Regions from separate parts of the Homo sapiens genome. Here region 1 is linked to region 2. Evidence: chromatin loops called from intact Hi-C (ENCODE). Cell type or tissue: PC-3. All regions are shown on one strand. Links, peaks and the distances in the headings refer to the core of each region. The heading gives the core; the rest is flanking DNA.

The links. Peaks named below come from ENCODE experiments on the same cell type or tissue, not always from the same donor. Only the 100,000 strongest peaks of a DNase experiment are listed, where the experiment ranks them.
Region 1: a loop joins it to region 2, with 5 times the contacts of the local background. A loop is called at or near these places in 2 of 110 quality-filtered maps.

What each region holds. Positions count from the first base shown.
Region 1 is chr7:41,220,902-41,230,802 of GRCh38, forward strand. No RefSeq gene overlaps it. Among named protein-coding and RNA genes, the nearest start is that of LINC01449, 120 kb to the left of the region's middle. In PC-3, for the core only: a CTCF peak has its summit at 5,676; DNase peaks (open chromatin) are centred at 1,980 and 3,730; H3K27ac peaks cover 4,406 bases.
Region 2 is chr7:41,286,500-41,296,400 of GRCh38, forward strand. No RefSeq gene overlaps it. Among named protein-coding and RNA genes, the nearest start is that of LINC01449, 190 kb to the left of the region's middle. In PC-3, for the core only: no CTCF peak of the experiment used is centred there; a DNase peak (open chromatin) is centred at 6,212; H3K27ac peaks cover 784 bases.

The DNA.
Region 1 (9,901 bases), core at 1,325-9,324, 66 kb before region 2:
CCCAGGACCTCTTATTCCAGAAACTCAACTTCAGTCTCATAGTCAAATAGATGAGTTGCTATTAAAGGAGCTCTTTGCTACCTAGCCTGGAAACCTAACCACCATTACTAGGTAAAAAAATTCCCTTGGAAGATGAGTCTTAAAATCTAAATAATTGACTTACATAAGAATTTTTTCATGTTTTCTTTTATTGATATGTAATAGTTGCAAGGAATTTATCTTTTTTCAGGACAGAATGAAGCTTCCTGTATATTGGTGACTTCCACTTTTTACTTATAAATATCTCAGGAAGGATTAGGGAAAACCAAACTTTCTGAGTAACTTGTCACTAAAATATTTGCTCTTCTACCTTTTTTTTCCTACTTGCTGGCTGACCTAGGCTGTTCCCATGGCACCTGCTACCATCTGCTCTGTGCTAAACTCTTTCAAATGCAGGTATAAATTACTTTTTCAACACACTTCTGCTACTCATTCTATTAAGTGACCCAACCAAATATAAGTTTCTATTGGCCTAAAAATAGATCTCCTGCCATCTGGAGCCCCAAGTTTCTGCATTTTCTCTTTCACCTCGGAGCAACTCCAGCAGTCATAAAAGAACTTCACCTGATGTAATTGTATCTGCTTCCAACTGCTCCAAACGCATTCTGGAGCTTTCGTTCTGAGTGAATAATTCTCCCTTGTATCACCAGGCTTCCTGAAGGGATCAGATGCTCATTCATTTGGACATTTTCAAATCATCAAGAAAAACTTAACAAATCCCAGAGTTTGATTTTAGCCTTAGTCTTAGCATTTGATTAAGTTTCTTGTACTATACATGCGTAGACCATATCTAAAAACTCTCAAATTAATCATAACCCACGTCTTCCCACAAGTCTCTAAAAGCAAAGTAGGTAAAAGAGGCCAGGTAATTTTTTAAAGTTTTACTTGCCATTGAAATAGATGAAAGTCAAAATACACAATAAGTCCATACTTGAATTTGCATGGATTTTTAAATGGAATGTATTATAGCAAGTCCATAAACAGAATAACATGTTAATATTCAACAGAATAAGGGGCGAGAAGTACATTGATGCCAGATTTTAGGAAAATTCCCTAAATTTTATGGATAGCAAGCACAGAAAAATTTGTTTTGTCTCAAAACACTAAGTGCCAATACATTTTAACAACATTTGGAAAGTTCCAGGCTCTGCAACTGTCCTTGGATTCTTCCCTGTAAATTTCAGGTAGTTCTCAGCTTTCCTTCTTAATTGTTTCCTCTGCCTGCTCCCAATATTTCCCTGGAAATTTTCACCTTCTCTTGACTTCTCTTCTTTCTGACATGTATGTTCCTTAAACCTCTCCTTCCAACTCTTCTGAAATCTAAACACAAATTTCCAAGTAACTCCTTGGCCCTGCCCTTGGGGTGGCTGCAGCACATTAAAGCCAATCGTAAGGCATTCGCCGTCTCTCCCTCTTGCCATGAACCCACCCTAGTCCAGAGGTGCAGCTCCTGGGGTTGCTAACTCAGTGAATGGCCACACGCCCAGGCAACCACCAATGCTAAGGCACACAAACTACTTTCTTCCTTCCATTTTCAAAAGTCAAAAGACCACAGGTCCCTGTCAATGGTGTGTCCTTTATGGCTATCTCATCATCTTTCTATTACTAGGGAAACTTCATTTCAATGGCTTGCAGCTTCTTTCAACTCCAACCTGTTATAAAATAGATTCAACCCTGTTTTTCCCCATGAGCTAAAACAAACCAAAAATCTCTGAGCGTAGATATTCAGTATCTTTATAATTGACTACAACATTTTTTTTTCTTACCTGGTCTTCCAAAACTCTTTAGACAATATCAACTTTTTTCTAGTCTAGTGGCAGTCCACCCAGAACAACTATAACTGCACCTAAGAGCTTGTTAGAAATGCACATTCTCAGGCCCCACCCTACGCCAACTCAGCCAGCTCTGTGATTCATAAGCCTGCCCCATGATCCTCCGGCACACTGAAGTTCCAGAACTACTGCTCTAGGCATAATGCTTTATTTATTTTCTTACAAACATATCACATCCTTTTACGTCATACCTTAATTCTAGAAATTTCCTATATCTGGAATGCCCTTCTTCTTAGTCATTTTTAAAATGTCTTTCTTTCATTTAGGAATCTTTCTAAAAGTAGCCACTTCTTAAGACTCTCCAATATCCTCAGGCAGGATTAACAGCTATGTTTTCTTCCTTCCAAAGTACTTTATTTATTTATACCTTTCTATACTATCATCTGACTTATAGTTAAAAATGACGTGTTTCTCTTGAGAACTCCAAATTGATTTTCCTTAGTAAATGATAGCAGAGAAGGAGCTGTACCTTCCTCAGCAATAATAAGTACTCAATAAAAGAACTCAGGCCAGGTGCGATGGCTCATGCCTGTAATCCCAGCACTTGGGGAGGCTAAGGAGGGTGGATCACCTGAGGTCAGGAGTTTGAGACCAGCCTGGCCAACATGACAAAACCTCGTCTCTACTAAAAATACAAAAATTAACTGGGTGTGGTGGCTGATGCCTGTAATCCCAGCTACTTGAGAGGCTGAGGCAGGAGAAACACGTGAACCCGGGAGGCAGAGGTTGCAGTGAGCTCAGTTTGTGCCATTGCACTCCAGCCTGGGCAACAAGAGTGAAACTCCATCTCAGAAAAAACAAACAAAAAAAATACATTGTTACTCTTATAACAAATAAAAGGGCATTTCCTAATCCAATCCCTTTTATATAAAATTTTGGATTTAAAAGTTCTTTTCATAGAGTATTTTAATGGAAAGAAATGAAAAACATCATATGAAAAAGATTGTTAACAATATGTACAAGCAACTGACTCATAAAAAAGTCAAATAGAATCAGTTGTAAAATTTCTGAACTAAGATTCACGGCACATTAAATCTAAACTGCAAAGAATTAAAACAACGTTTCAATGATTCTTAAAATAACCACATCATAAAATAGATTTGAGTTGGTAAACATAACACTTATCTCTTCCAGTTTTAATCGACTTAGGTTTTATTTTCTTAAAATTGAAGAAAATTGAGTTTTGTCTTATAAAACTTAAAATCTTTTTTACAAGCATTTATTAAATAAAAATAACCATTAATGATTCACACATGGGGCTGTTTCTACTATGATTTGTAGAGCACAGCTTTCCAGATTATTATTAAACATTCTAGAAAAAAGGATTGGATAATTTGTTATTGAATCATTCTGTGGTTCAATTTTCCAACTACCTGGCTACATGGGCTCAAAATGAAAAACTTTAAAAATGATGGTGTCATCACGAATCATGATATTATGAAAAAAATCTTATCTCCTTCAAAGGCAAACATAGCAATGTCATATTTCACGTCATATGTATAAAGCAATTGTGTTACTCACAAAACACCTTCAAAACTCATCGTTACTCATTTAAAGATCACAGGGTCCTTTTACTTATCAGAAAGGAGCATTTTCCTGCTGGTGTGAAAGCCACACAGCTAGTAAGTTCATTTGTTCACTTGTTTATCCATTGCCTTCGAAATGACTAGGGGATGCTTATTATGAAGGCAGCATTATTGTAGGTACAGAACATTTGCCTTTCCCCGCAGAAATTAGGCCCTGGTGAGGAAATAATACAGGTCACACAGTGATGAGTGAGTACTCTCACAGAGGGATGCAATTTCCTAAGCATAGGAAGTGCTAACAGAAGAGGCATGTGACTCAGAGGTATACAATTGAAGGATTGAAGAAATTTTCTCAGAACTGGAAGTTCCAGTTGTGTAGGTGAAGGGAGGGGAATGAGGAAGAAGAGGTTCCCAGCGGAAACAGTAGCATGTGTGGACTTGAGCTGTGTGGTCCAGAAGATAAGTATCCTTGGAGCAAACAGCGGCAAAGGGAAAACTGAGATGGAAAGATGGAGAGATTTAGGCCTGAAATATGAACTTACAGCAATCAGCATAAGAATGGTAATTGGAATTATGGGGAGATTAAATTACCTAGCCAAAGTGTGTTGAGTGGGGAGAGAAACTGTTCAGCCACGGAACCTGAAAATCACTGTCCCTGGAGGAGCTGAGAGAGCACAGTTAGCAGGTGGGAAGTGCGGGGAGGGACAGGAGTGGCAGGCAGAACACCCACCGGGAGGACACTCTAAAGGAAGGGATCGTCACTGTCTAAGGCTGTGGATGCAGACCATGCTGATAGAGAGAAGGATAGACATCCTCCACAGGCGAGTGTGCAGGTGTAAAAGGAAAGAAGCTAATGAACTTCCCGACAGAAAGTGTCTACTTTTCAGCAAAGCAGGGGTACAACTTTCTGCGGGACATGAAGGCCCATGCATGGAGTGAGAGGATGGACACAGCCACATTCAGGAGTGGCAGCATGAGTTCACCACCACACCCAGAAGCAGGACACTCATTTCTGGGTAGAAATCTTTAACTTTCAGTGAATCCAACACATGCAGTTGTATTATCTGATCTATCTCCAGCAGGAGACAGAGGAGCAGAGCTCGTGCACAGTTGGCTTGATTTTGAATGAGACTGACAATGCAGCTGAAACAGGATGGTGGCCAGGGCACAGTGAGGCAGGTAGAAAGCCTGTGGGAGCAAAATATAAGGAGGTGCTCACCTTCAGTGTCATGCAAGTGACTCAGATAAATGTCGTGAAGATGAAGGAGGAAGACAGAGGGAAAGACAAATGACCAAAAGGAAAGGGGTGTTAGGCGATGGCCTGGGCTCTAACCCTGCCTAGGGGAGGCTGATGTGCATTAAAGGTGAAAATGTTTGAGATGAAGAGACTGAGTCTGTTGCCCTTGCACAACCTGAAGTCACTTGAGTCGACGGCAGGAACCAGGAAGAGGAAGGCTGTGAGCTTGGTCCCGACATCCTCAGTGGATAAGAACAAGCTCTAGGAAGTCTGTCCAGGGAAAGGTGGAGGCTTCTACTGGACAACCTGACCTCAAGTGACCAGAAACTGAGTATGATGGGGGAGAGGTGGGTGCAGCAGTGGAGAGGAAGCTCTCAGGAGCTCTGGGGAGCTGGCCAGTGCTTCTCCTAACCGAGAGACACGTGGTTTTGGGGGATTGAGCTCCTTTGAGTGATGTGGTGCCCCCAAGGGAGAGTAAAATCACTTAAATAAGCATTAAATAAAAATTAAAGGAGGCCATTCTTGTGGGCTAAGCTCCTGCACTAGCCCCAACAGACCAGACTAAAAACTAAAATGGAGTCATTAATTCTGAGGTTCTTCTTCACCAAACCAAAACTGAGTTATCTGGTCTTCGGAGAAATCAGGAGAGAGAGATCAAATCCAAATTTCCCAAACAGGCCAGTTTCAATGGCATGCTAATGAAGTTCCCCATTGCCTTTAGTCCTTACAAAAAAAGAGTAACCTAATGTTAACAAATCAATTATTTCTCTATTCTTCTGTTTTCCTGTTCCCACATTAAAGTAACTTTGAAATGACCAATTCACAGTTTGCTTCCTGTTCCTGCTTTCTTCAGCCCCTCTCCGAATATAAAACTAATCTCCTGTGCTACACTTATTGGAACATTTATTATGGAACAAAGTGTTGCCTGATTCTGGAATATCAAATAAAGACAATTCAGATCTTTAAACTAAATTGTTGTAATTTTGTCTTTGGACAGTGGGGGAGTAGATGGGATGTGCAGCACAGAGGTTACCAGGTGAAAGAGAACTGTGCCCTTGGGTTCCAAAGGGAGTGAAAAGGTGGATGGATTAGGGAAGACACAGGGCAAAGCAAAACAGATGAGATGATGGGAGAGGGCTCATGACAAGACACTTACCTGAAAATGTCTTTATTTCAGTCATACTTAAACATTCACTTTTTCTGAATACACGATTCTAGTCTGACAAGTGTTTTCCCTCAACATATTGAACAGTGGAAGATACTCCTCAATTTTTGATAGGGTTACATCATAATGGGGGTTAGATAAACTGAAAATATCCTAGTTGAAAACACAGTTTTGACTTAGGATATTTTCAACTTATGATGGTTTGTGCAGACATAATCTCATCACAAGTCAAGGAACATACTGAATGCACATTGGTTCATCACCATTATGAAGCAGAACAATTGTAAGTCAAGTCACCATAATTTGGGAACTGTCTAAATTTGTCAATCTAAATGTCATTTCACATTGATGATCTTTTTTTTTTTATTTTTGTTTTTCCTCACAGGCTGCTTTAAAGGTATTCTCTTGGTATTGTTGTACTTTAATCTTACAACAAAGTGTGTATTAATAGATGGATTCCTTTTTTTGCCTTGGGACATCAGTTTCTGTAGACATGAATTTATCTTTCATCAGCTTTTGGTAAAATATTCTTAAATATTGATACCCCTTCATTTGCTCCTTTTGGAACACCAATCAAAAATATATTAAAACCTTATTCTTCTTTAATGAAGCCACCTTTGCAAAATTATGAAAGTAAGAGAATTCTGACATAGTTGACTCCATCTTGCTTCTAACTTCTAAACTGTCCTTGGTTATTCCTGGGTGCAGGTCAAGCTATCTTTGGGAGAAATTTAGTTTATAGTTTAACTTTAAAAACAAGAATGATAATAGTGCTTCCCAAGAGGAAACTGCCTTTATAAAACTAATGAAAGGCCACAAGGTTAGGATTATGGGAGGAGGCTAAATTCTGCTTAAATGAGTGTAGTTTATTTATTTATTTATTTTTCTTTTTTTCTTTTTGAGATGGAGTCTCGCTCTGTAGCCCAGGCTGGAGTGCATTGGCGCCATCTGGACTCACTGCAACCTCCACCTCCCGGGTCCCGGTTCAAGCAATTCTCCCGCCTTAGCCTCCTGAGTAGCTGGGATTACAGGCACATGACACCATGCCCAGCTAATTTTTGTATTTTTAGTAGAGACAGGGTTTCACCATGTTGGTCAGGCTGGTCTCAAACTCCTGACCTCATGATCTGCCCGCTTCGGCTACCCAAAGTGCTGGGATTACAGGCATGAGCCACCACACCTGGCAAAATGAATGTAGTTTCTACAATCCTTTATCCCTCAGGAGTCATGTGGCCAGAGGTCACGTAATCTGTGACTTCCCCAGTTGCTTCTATAGATAACATCACTATTATAGAGGCTAAGATTGGTCTTTAAAAATTTTTTTAATGTTTTTATTTCAATAGGTTTTTAGGGAACAGGTGGTGTTTGGTTACATGAATAAGTTCTTTAGTGGTGATTTCTGAGATTCTGGTGCCCTCATCACCCGAGCAGTGTACCCTGTACCCAATGTGTTGTCTTTTATCTCTCAATACCCCCTACCCTTTCCCCTGAGTCCCCAAAGTCCAATGTATCATTTTTATGCCTTTGCGTCTTCATAGCTTAGCTCCCACATGTGAGTGAGAACATATGATGTTTTGTTTTCTGTTCTTGAGTTACTTACTTTAGAATAATAGTCTTCAATTCCATCCAAGTTGCTGTGAATGCCATTATTTCATTCCTTTTTATGTCTGAGTAGTATTCCATGGTGTGTGTGTGTGTGTGTGTGTGTGTGTGTGTGTGTATGATGGCCATTTGGGCTGGTTCCATATTTTGGCAACTGCAAATTGTGCGCTATAAACGTGCTTGTGCAAGTATCTTTTTCATACAGTGACTTCTTTTCCTCTGGGTAGATACCTTGTAGTGGGATTGCTGGATCAAACAGTAATCTACTTTCAGTTCTTTAAGGAATCTCCACACTGTTTTCCATAGTGGTTGCACTAGTTTACATTCCCATCAACAGTGTAAAAGTGTTCCTTTTCACCGCATTTATGGCAACATCTATTTTTTTTTATTATGGCCATTCTTGCAGGAGGGAGGTGGTATTGGATTGTGGTTTTGATTTCATTTCCCTCATAATTAGTGATGTTGAGCATTTTTCCATATGCTTGTCAGCCATTTGTATATTTTCTTTTGAGAATTGTCTATTCATGTCCTTAGCCCACTTTTTGATGGGATTGTTTGGGATTTTTTTTGTTGTTAATTCATTTTTTTGTTGTTAATTCATTTGAGTTTTTTGTAGGCTCTGGATATTAGTCCTTTGTCAGAGTCCTTTGTCAGTTCAAAGAATTTTTTAATTTCCATCTTGATTTCATTGTAACCCAATGACCATTCTGGAGCAGGTTATTTAATTTCCATGGATTTCCATGGTTTTGAGGGTTCCTTTTGGAACTGATTTCCAATTTTATTCCACTGTGGTCTGAGAGAGTACTTGCTATAATTTCAATTTTCTTAAATTTATGGAGACTTGCTTTGTGTCCTATCATATGGTCTATCTCGGAAAATGTTCCGTGTGCTGATGAATAGAATGTGCATTCTGCCGTTGTTGGGTAGAATGTTCTGTAAATATCTGTTAAGTCCATTTGTTGTAGGGTATAGTTTAAGTCCATTGTTTCTTTGTTGACCTTCTGTCTTGATGATCTGTCTAGTGCTGTCAGTGGAGTATTAAAGTCCACCATTATTATCGTGTTGGCATCTATCTCATTTTTTGGGTCTAGTAGGAATTGTTTTATAAATTTGAGAGGTCCAATGTTAGGGGCATACATATTTAGAATTGTGGTATTTTCCTGTTGGACTAGTTCTTTTGCCCTTACATAATGTTCCCCTTTGTTTTTTTTACCTGCTATTGCTTAAAGTTTGTTTTGTCTGATATAAGAATAGCTGCTTCTGCTCACTTTTGGTGTCATTTACATGTAACATCTTTTTCAACTCCTTTACCTTTAAGTGTGTGTGAGTCCTTATGTGTTAGGTGAGTCTCTTAAAGACAGCAGAAACTTGGTTGATTAATTTTTATTCATTCTACTATTCTGTATCTTTTAAGTGGTGCATTTAGGCCACTTACATTCAATGTTATCATTGATACATGAGGTACTATTCTATTCATCATGCTGTTTGATGCCCGAATACCTTGTTTTTTTTTTTTTCACTGTGTTATTGTTATATAGGTCCTGTGAGATTTATGCTTTAAAGAGATTTTATTTTGGTGTATTTTGAGGATTTGTTTCAAGATTTAGAGCTCCTTTTAGCAGTTCTTGTAGTGCTGGCTTGGTAGTAGCAAATTATCTCAGCATTTGTTTGTCTGGAAAAGACTGTATTTTTCCTTCTTTTATGAAGCTTAGTTTTGCTGGATAAAACATTCTTGGCTGATAATTGCTTTGCTTAAGGGGGCTAAATATAGGACCCCAATTTCTTCAAGCTTGTAGGGTTTCTGCTGAGAAATCTGCTGTTAATCTGATAAATTTTCCTTTATAGGTTACCTGGGGCTTTTGCCGTGCAGCTCTTAAGATTCTTTCCTTCATCTTGACTTTAGATGATCTGATGACTATGTGCCTAGGCCATGATCTTTTTGCGACGAATTTCCCAGGTGTTCTTTGAGCTTCTTATATTTGCATGTCTAGATCTCTAGTATGGCCAGGGAAGTTTTCCTCAATTATTCCCTCAAATATGCTCTCCAAACTTTTGGATTTCTCGTCTACCTCAGGAACACCGATTATTCTTAGGTTTGAATGTTTAATATAGTGCCAAACTTCTTGGAGGCTTTGTTCATTTTTTCTAAATTCTTTTTTCTTTGTCTTTAATGGATTGAGTTAATTCTAAAGCCTTGTCTTCAAGCTCTGAAGTTCTTTATTCTGCTTGTTTGTTTCTGTTGCTGAGACTTTCCTGGGCATTCTGCATTTCCATTCTCCTTGATTTCCAGAAGTTGTGATTTTTTTGAAATTTATGCTGTCTATTTCACTGAAGAATTTTCCTTTCATATCCTGTATCGTGTTTTTTATTTCTTTAAGTTGGACTTCACTTTTCTCTGGTGCCTCCTTGATTAGCTTAATAATGGGCCTTCTGAATTCTTTTTCTCACAACTCAGAAATTTTATCTTGGTTTGGATCCATTGCTGGTGAGCTGGTATGAT
Region 2 (9,901 bases), core at 1,353-9,352:
ATATTTTTAAAAATACAGAGAAAAATATGCTATTATCTAAGTTTATTCCTACAAATCTGAGAATTTCAGTGGAAAGGAAATTTTATTTTAAAGATCTTAAGTGGGGAAAATTGACTTATAAGTAACTAGAAACCAGAATATGTGGAATATCCATTGACAAAATGAGAAAATAAAAGTTTCAAAGAATTATTTCCACAAAAGATTATAAGGTGTGTTGATCAAGCTTTCTAGTAGCAGGTTTAATAAATTATTCCAGAACATAGAAAGAGTTTGAAAGCTATCCAGATTATTTTAGAAAATAAAAAAAAGCTAATATAAATAGCACAAAAATTATAGACCAATACAATATTTGCAAATTGAATTCAACTATATTTGGTAATAGAGAAATCTACCTCCATTAACAGTGTTAATACAAGAAATGGGTAGGAAGCTAAATATTAGAATATCTCTTTCTAAAATGACACGTATTAGAAGGTCCATTTATAACAAAATACAGTTACCTTCTCAGCAGGTGGTTTAAAGGCATTTAGTGGAACTGAATACCTGATAGACTTTGTACAATTGTTCCCACTAAAATCTCACGTTGAAATATAATCCCCAATATTGGAGGTGGGGCCTTGTGGGAGGTGTTTGGATCATGGGGGAAGATCCCTCATGAATGGCTTCGGCCATCGCCTTGATGATAAGTGAGCTCTTGCACTGAGTTCACATGAGATCTGGTTGTTTAAAGTGTGTGGCACCTCCCTGACTCTTTCTTGCTCCTGCTTTCATCATGTGACATGCCTGACCCCACTCACCTTCTGCTATGAGTAAAAGCTCCCTCAGTCCTCCCTGGAAGCCAAGCAGATGACCATGCCATGCTTCCTGTACAGTCTGCAGCACCGTGAGCCAATTAAATGTCTTTTCCATATAAATTATCCAGTTTCAAGTATTTCTTTGTAGCAATGCAATAATGGTCTAATACAGAAAATTGGTACCCAGGAGTGGGGCATTGCTATAAAGATACCTGAAAATGTGAAAGCAGCTTTGGAACTGGGTAATAAGCAGAGATTGGAAGAATTTGGAAGGCTCAGGACAAGACAGGAAGATGAGGAAAAGTTTGAAACTTCTTAGAGACTGGTTGGATAGTTGTGACCAAAATGCTGATAGTGATATGGACAGTGAAGTCCAGGCTGTTGAGGTTTCAGATGGAAATGAGGTACTTATTGGGAACTAGAGCAAAGGCCACCTGTGTTATGCCTTAGCAAAGAGTTTGGCTGCATTCTGTTCCTGGCGTAGGGATCTGTGGAAGTTTGAACTTCAGAATGACAAGCTAGGGTATCTGACAGAGGAAATTTCTAAGCAGCAAAGCATTCAAGATGTAGTCTGGCTGCTTCTAACAACCTATGCTCAGATGTGAGATTGAAAAAATGACTTAAAGTTGAAACTTATATTTAAACAGTAAGCAGAGAGTAGAAGTTTGGAAATTTTGAAAACTGACCATAGGGTAAAGAAAGAAAAAGCTTTTTGTGGGAGAGGAATTCAAACAGGCTGTGGAGCAATCACTTGGTAAAGATAGTTGCATAACTAAAAGGGAGCCAAGTGCTAATATCCAAAACAATGGGGAAAAGGCCTCAAAGGCATTTTAGAGACCTTCCCAGCAGCCCCTCCCATCACAAGCCCTGATGCTTAGGAGGGAAGAATGGTTTCATGGGCCAGACTCAAGGCTTCAATGAGGCCTCAGGGATGCCGCTCCCCACATCCTGACCACTTCAGTTCCAGCCATGCTTCAAAGGGGCCTAGTTACAGCTGCTCCTGTGGAGAATGCAAGCTGTTACCCTTGGCCTCCTACATGTGGTGTTAAGCCTGTAGGCACACAGAATGCAAGAGTGATGAAGGCTGCCAAGCCGTTTTGGTCACAACCATTTAACCACCCTCTAAGAAGTTTCAAACTTTTCCTCATCTTCCTGTCTTCTTCTGAGCCTTCCAAACTCTTCCAGGTTCTGCCCATTAACCAGCTCCAAAGCTGCTTCCACATTTTCAGGTGGAAGGCTGCTAAGCCTTCACCTAGATTTCAGAGAATGTATGGAAAAGACTGGTGTCCAGGCAGAAGCCTGCTGCAGGGGCTGAGCCCTCATATAGAACCTATACTAGTGCAGTGCAGAGGTAAAATGTGGGATTGGAGGCCCCACACAGAGTCCCCACTGCAGCACTGACTAGTGGAGCTGTGAGAAGAGGGCCACCATCCTCCAGACCCCAGAATGGTAGATCCACCAACAGCTTGCACTATTAGCATGGAAAAGCCACAGACACTCAATTCCAGCCCATGACAGCAGCCTTGGGGACTTTACCCTGCAAAGCCAAAGGGGCAGAGCTACTCAAGCTACCCAAGGCCTTGGTTGTCCAACCCTTGTATCAGTGTGGCCTGGATGAAGGACATAGAGTCAAAAGAGACTATTTTGGAGCTTGAAGATTCAATGACTGCCTTGCTGAGTTTCAGACTTGCATGGGACCTATAGCCCCTTTCTTGTGGATGATTTCTCCCTTTTAGGAAGGGAATGTTTACCCAGTGCTTGCACCCACATTGTATCTTGGACGTAAATAACTTGTTTTTTATTTTACAGGCTAATAGGTGGAAGGACTTGTCTTTTCTCAGATAAGATTTTGGACTTTGGACTTTCGAGATGATGCTGGAACAAGTTAAGACTTTGGGAAACCATTGGGAAGGCATGACTGTATTTTGCAATGTGAGAAGGACATGATAATTTGGGAGGGCAGAGGTACAATGATATAGTTTGATAGTTTGGTTACTTGTCCTCACCCAAATCTCATGTTAAAATGTAATGCACAGTGTTGGAGGTGGGGCCTAGTGGGAGGTGTTTGGATCATAGGGATAGATCCCCCATGAATGGCTTGGGCCATCCCCTTGGTGACAAGTGAGCTCTTGCTCTGAGTTCACATGACATCTGGTTGTTTAAAGTGTGTGACACATCCCCCCACTCTCTCTCTTGCTCCTGCTTTTGCCACATGACATACCTGCTCCCACTTCACCTTCTGTCATGAGTAAAGGCTCCCTGAGGCCTCCCCAGAAGCTGAGCAGATGCCAGTGTCATGCTTCCTGTTCAGTCTGCAGAACCGTGAACCAATTAAACCTCTTTTCCATATAAATTACCCAGTTTCAGGCACTTATTTGTAGAAATGCAAGAACAGTGTAACACAACACCTATCGCAGGTTAAAAAAAATGTCTAGGCTCAGAAATATACTTGCCTAACATGATAGAGAACATCTATATTAAAGTCAACATCATATTTGCAGTACTTGCGGTGAAATATTAGAAACACTTCCTTTAATAAGAAAGAATGAGATAAGGATGTGTTTTATCCCAATTATTACTTAACATTGTTCTGAATTCTAGCCATGAAGACATGTAGCATTATAAGGAGAAAAAGAAAAGACAGCATTTCAAATAATACAACTAAAAATCAAAGAAGTTTTACTGTAAAATTTTCAAATTTTTATGACTGCAACTGGGTTTAAGAAAAAAAATGAAAGAAAAAAGACCTACTTTTTTTCTTGCAGACCAACAGTAACTGAGTGGACCATAGATTAGAGGAAAGAAATATTCATTCTCAGTAGTAAAACTATAATGATGCAAGAGTAGTAACAATTTTAAAAAGAAATGTGAAGTACTTAAATACACAAACTTATAAAATCTTTGTGGGAAAGATATACAGTGTTAATTTGTAGAAACGTCAATATTCTCAAAATATTGTTTCCAAAATTAACTTACAGGTTTAACTCATGCTTAATGACAGTTTCACTATTTTTGCTTGACACAGTGATCCTCAAATTTACATGAAAGAATAAATAAATAAGAATGATGACTATAGAAATATTGAAATAGAGAATTGGGAATTGTGCTTGCAGATACTAAAATGTATTAGACACCAGCCCAATCACCAAAATATTAAACAAGAATCAATAATAAATGTATGACACAGAATTTAGAATTCACTAATAAGCTCTAGAAGAAATGAAAAGTTCAATATGTACTAAAAAACACACCAAAATTTAATGAGGAGATAATAATGGATTAGATAAAAAATGGTGTTGAGAAAAATTAAAAGAAAAAAATTTAAGGTAGAGCTCACATAATGTCTCATGCCAACATAAATTCCTAGAGAATTAATGGTTAAAATTTAACCCTTAACATATACATTTTGAAGAAACCATAGGAGAATATGTAAATGGCTGAAGAATGAGCAAGATATTTCTAAAGTAAAAATTAATGGAAGAAATAATTAAGAAAGGTCATACATTTCACTAAAAACATTAAAGCCCTTGTGCCTATCCTTATCACATAAAAAATTATTATGAGAAAAGTATTTATAACCCATATAGAAAATAATGCAAAAGCCATGAACAAGTGATAAAATTTTTTAATAAAGATTTTTTAATCTTTTAAACTTTATATTAGATAAAGAAATACAAAATTTAAAAAGGTTAATCTTTTTTTGTACCAAATTAATGGTTTAAAAAATGAAGTTGTCTGGGCGTGGTGGCTCATGCCTGTAATCCCAGCATTTTGGGAAGCTGAGATGGGAGGATCCCTCGAGCTCAGGAGTTTGAGACCAGCCTGGGCAACATAGTAAGACCTTGTCTCTACTAAAATTAAAAAAAAATTAGCCGGGTGTGGTTGGTGCACACCTGTAGTCCCCATGATGTCAAGGCTGTTGTGATCCCTGATCATCCACTGCACTTCAGCCTGGGTGAGAGAGCAAGACTCTGTCTCCAAAAAAAAAAAAAAAAAAAAAAGTTATAGTCAATATTCTTGAGAGTTCTATTAATTTAAACATAATTATATGTTGGCATAATTAACAGTAGCTATATCTGTATAGTGGAATTATTTTATCTCATACTTTTTTGTTTTTTGATTTTATATATTTTGTGTGTATATATACATATGTATAGAGATAAGTCTATATCAAGTGGTAGATACATATATACATACATACGTAGATAAATGGATACATACTTATATTGTAAAACCATACACACACATTTTGCAAATTCAGCTTAGTTTCCACATGTTCCTGGGGTCCAGTTTTGTTGCCTCCAAAATAAGGAGATTGACATGATTCCAAATATTATCTTTGATTAAATAAAAATCAAATCAAAACTGTTGTCTGCATGCATATGCATATATCTCTCTAAATACATACAAATACATATGCCCACAGGTCAAATATATATGTATATTTGTATGTGTGTATATACACACACACCCATATGTAAGTAACATACATGTATAAATGTATACATGTTCACAAATTCCACTAATATGTCCAAATTAACTCCACTAAATTAATATTTAGTGGAACTCAATATTTAGCGAAGTGAATTAATTCCACTAAAAGTCAAAATTGAAGCAGACAAAATAGGATCAATGCTGACAATGCTAATAAATCTTCAGGTAACTAACGCCGTAGAAAGCAAAACCACAGCAAGAGGGGACTACTATAATAAACAAGAGTCCAAATGTCTTTTCCTAGATTGATTCTTTCTGTCCTCACGATTGACACCTGTGAATTCTCAAAATTGCAGAAATACAAATACAGAGTAATTAGGTGTCCCACCATACTGGTTAAATTGACTTTAAGATAACTAGGTAAGAAATGCCTACATAACCCAAACATTTGTCTGGTTACTTGTTTCACAAGAACCTTGGACTAAAGAGAGGAGGTTGGAAGAAAAGAAGTCAGAAGATCAAATAATTGTTGTTTCTTTATTCAATTACCTAATTCTTTATAGTTCTATAAATAAGTTTCCAATTAAGACCTGTTTGCTGCATCAAATATTAATCCTAACAAAAACAGTGCTTAATATATATGTAATATATGTATAAATGTAAAAATATAATATATAATATATAAACTGCATTTGTTAGGATTAACATGTATGTGTGTACATGTAATATATGTAATACATATACACATATATATATCTGTCTTTATAAAATACAGTATGAGTATGTGCATACTTGTAGACAAACCCAAATCCTAATCATAGTATTTTGCCTTTCTTGGCCATGTGAGGTGTATCTGTATATTGCTCAGGAAAATTTGTCACCAGCCTGTGTTAGTTCAGTACACATTATAGCACCTGGACAGTTGTCAATGGCAGTAGTTACACATCATGAACAAAAACATTCCATATTGAGTCATATGCATTAAAAAAAAAACCTGGATCCCTGCCGAAATGTTGTGCCACTTGTAATTATAAAGTGCCAACTGTACTTGGTTTCTGTACATTCTCGTTCTATATTTTGTGTTCCAAATTCCTCGTTCTGATTTGGAGTTCCAAGTCATGAATCCAGGATATGCTGCATGCACAATAAATGTTGTGCATTTTATTAACTTGCATTTTTTTTTAGTGAGCTTCAGCTAAAAGAGCAAGCTAATTTATAGGAAAACAGATCATTTAACACAGTAAAATTAACCAAAGTTATTTCGTCAAAAGAAGTTTTTCTCTCTCTCTTTTGCTTTTGTTCATGGACCCTGGACCAAATTTTCCATTTGAGCTCAACCAAATTCTTTTTTGTTTTCTCCCCACCTTGGAACTGTAAACTAGTGTCAAAGAATGTCTTATTTCTTCTCAGTTGAAGAGGATTCTGGCTTGAGCATTAAGAGTCTCCAGTTTTTACTTTGTACCATAGCCAGATTATATCTCAACCATTAAGGTCACTTATTACACAAAATTTAAATAATGGTTCTACTGGGACTCCTCCATCACCCACCCTCATAATCCCCCAAATAATGCGACAATGCTTGCCAGTAAAAGTTACTTGCTGGTAATGCCAATTGTCCAGAAAGGTATTGACAGCCATGGTTAAGGGGCTGAGGTTAGGTCTTAGAAAAAGAAGAAAACCCCCAGATGTGGTTCCTCCTTGTGAGGGTAAATGGGTTAGTTGTTTGGCACAGTGAAAAGCATAATACAACTTCCCTTCTTTCTCTCATCTTTTCTTTTATTCCCTCCTGCTACCCCGCCTTAGCTTTTTCTCTCCTCTTCCTTCTCCACTAGCCCTTTCCCCTTGGGGAAAAGATAAGGTACTGCTAGGGTTCCTAGGGTTCCTGATTATCAAAATGGCAAACTGCTCATAGAATGATGGTAATTTTAGAGATCAAAATGTCTAAGAAGTTATTATGCCCCATCTCTCATTCCATGAAGAAATGCAATCAGCACCAGTGACTAGCCATCTGAACCGCTTCTACCCAAGACTAGCTTTAATTCCAACTCACCTAGGAGGCTTATTAAACACTCCTTGGCCTTTTGTACGATGCCCTCTACATGGCAGAGCAATGCTTTAGTTTACTCTCATTTGTACATAGGTGTGCTTGACACACGTTTCATGGTTTGAAATATGGCACTCCAGAATGGGAGGCCACCTACAGGTAACTTGGGGCCCCTAGAGGTCATGATCACTTGCAAGAAAGGTAAGGATAAGACTGTGAGAAATAATGCATCATTTGAGGCCTTCGGAGAGCTTTCACGTAACAATTGCATACGCATTACCCGCTTTCCTTTTGTACAGAATCAGTTTACCTTTAGGAACAGTTACTTATTTATGTATTACTATTATTTTGTTTAGAGGTGGGTCTCCCTCTGTCACCCAGGCTGGAGTGCTATGGCATAATCATAGCTCACTGTAACCTTGAGATCCTGGGCTTAAGCCATCCTCCTGCCTCAGCCTCCAGAGTATCTGGGACTACTGGCATACACCACTACACACAGCTAGTTTTTTATTTTCTGTAGATATAGGGTCTTGCAATATTGCCCAGGCTCTTCTTGACCTCCTAGGCTCAAGTGATCCTCCAGCCTCAGCCTCCCAGTGTGCTGCGTGAACCACGGTGCCCAGCCACTCTCATAATTGATGAGCCTTTTCTCATAACTTCTTTAGGAGTAAATCAGGCCTTGTCATGATGGCATAATCTTTGGATAAATGCTTAAAAAGGAAATGTTCTATCTTCCAACTTCAGTGTAAAATACAGTAAGCTTCACAGCCAGGCCAGGCAAAGTTGTTTTCTTCAGCACCAACTAAGTTAAAGTGAAAATGTAATTATTGTGACTTCCAAATCATCCTATTCCTATTGCAATCTGCTTTTCTTACTGGCTTCCTTTCATGCTTTTTGGTACTGCTGGTGTTTTCATGGACTCTTCTTTGTTACATAAGTTCTTTGTAGAAGGAAGAGGCATGGTCAATTAAAGATTGGGTAATAGGAGATTAGAAGAATATAATAAGCTGAAAATCACTGGTTCCTCTTTAGACCATCACTAAGCCATGTAGCATTTCTGGCAAGTACCTTGAAAAATATATTCATTCTATAATTTTTAAAATAATACAAACAAAAGTAAAATACTTAAAAGTATTTGAGAAACATTAGTTTATATTCAACTCATCTTAAAATTTTAAATAAAATGACTTCCCTATAAGTTCTACAAGGATAAGTGAGTAAAATGATAGTTAATCAATATCTAAGCATGCTACGCTTGTCTATTTACCTAAGTGGACTATTTGGTAATCCACTCCAGGATCCAAATATGTTAAGGTTCATTATACAGTGTAGGCCAAACAAAGATTTAAAGTTATAGTTACACAAATTATTTGATTTTCATTCAATTATTGAAGTCCACATGCCTTTTTCTCTCCCCACAAAAGCCTGTCTTCACATCATTAACAGAAGGGCATTAACACTAAATTTCTGTAAAGAGTTAGAGATGAGCCTAGAGGCGTCTGCTCTGGCACTCGTGGACTCCTGTCAATGCACCTGGGGTTGATGAATTGAACTTTTTGAATCTTGAGCAGAGTGGCCCAGTGGATGGAAGCCCTGTCTATAGGACCTGTGTTCTAGTCAGTGACATGGTGGCAAATGTTTTATAACCAGCTCTTGGGGTGGGGGGCACGAATTCTTGATTTGCAGTGTTTGTTTGCCAATTTCCATGTGCAAATACTCCCATTGCCAATCTTGAGGCACAAACATAATGTCACTGAATGCAGAACTGTGGAAAGTCAACTCTTAGAGCTTGCTTTGACTCACCACTTACTATTTAGCTGAGAAATGCCTAGTAAGTCATACCTTCTTAGATATTTGGGTTTCACATCTCTAAAATGAAGATAATTGTATCTGTGCCTCCTTTGTTTTAATTTTGTGTGTGTATGAGTGCAAGATGAGATAATAGATGTGAAAATTACATCACTGGTTGTCAGAGAAGGGTTGTAGGATCAAGTGCATCTTTGGTTCACGGTGGGGCTTGCATCTCAAAAGTTGTGTAGACATTTGTCCATTTATTCACCAATTTAGGCCAAAACTATGATTTTCCTCTCCTCACAGAGGGACACGTTTGAAAAAAGTAGTTCTAAAAAATGTAAGCATTGACTTCTTGTTAACCACGTTTATATATCCTCAGAACACCCACAGTTGTTTTTCCTTAGAGTATTTATTCACTCTTGTTCTCACCTGTGCTCTGTATATTACACACATTTTATCCATTTTATAGCTTTACATTTCACTATAAATCCCTATGGCATTTTCTGTCTTCCCATAGATATTTCCTACCATTTCCAAATATTAGGATTCCTTTGCCATTAGTACATACCAAGAAACTAGGTTCCATGTTCACATCTTTGTGCATGATGTTAAATCCATTTTACAGGTAACACTTCTCATTTACTGTGAAATGGCCTTCCCTTGATTTCTCAAGACATTATAATCCTCCATATTCTAAATTTGTTTGGCCCTTATTAACTATACAACTTATTTTGTGATTATTCAAGAATAAGGAAATTTTAAAATTAGACTAAATTTCAATGAGCATTTTTTTCTGGCTAGGTATAACATCATTTTAGCATTTTAAATGGGAAAG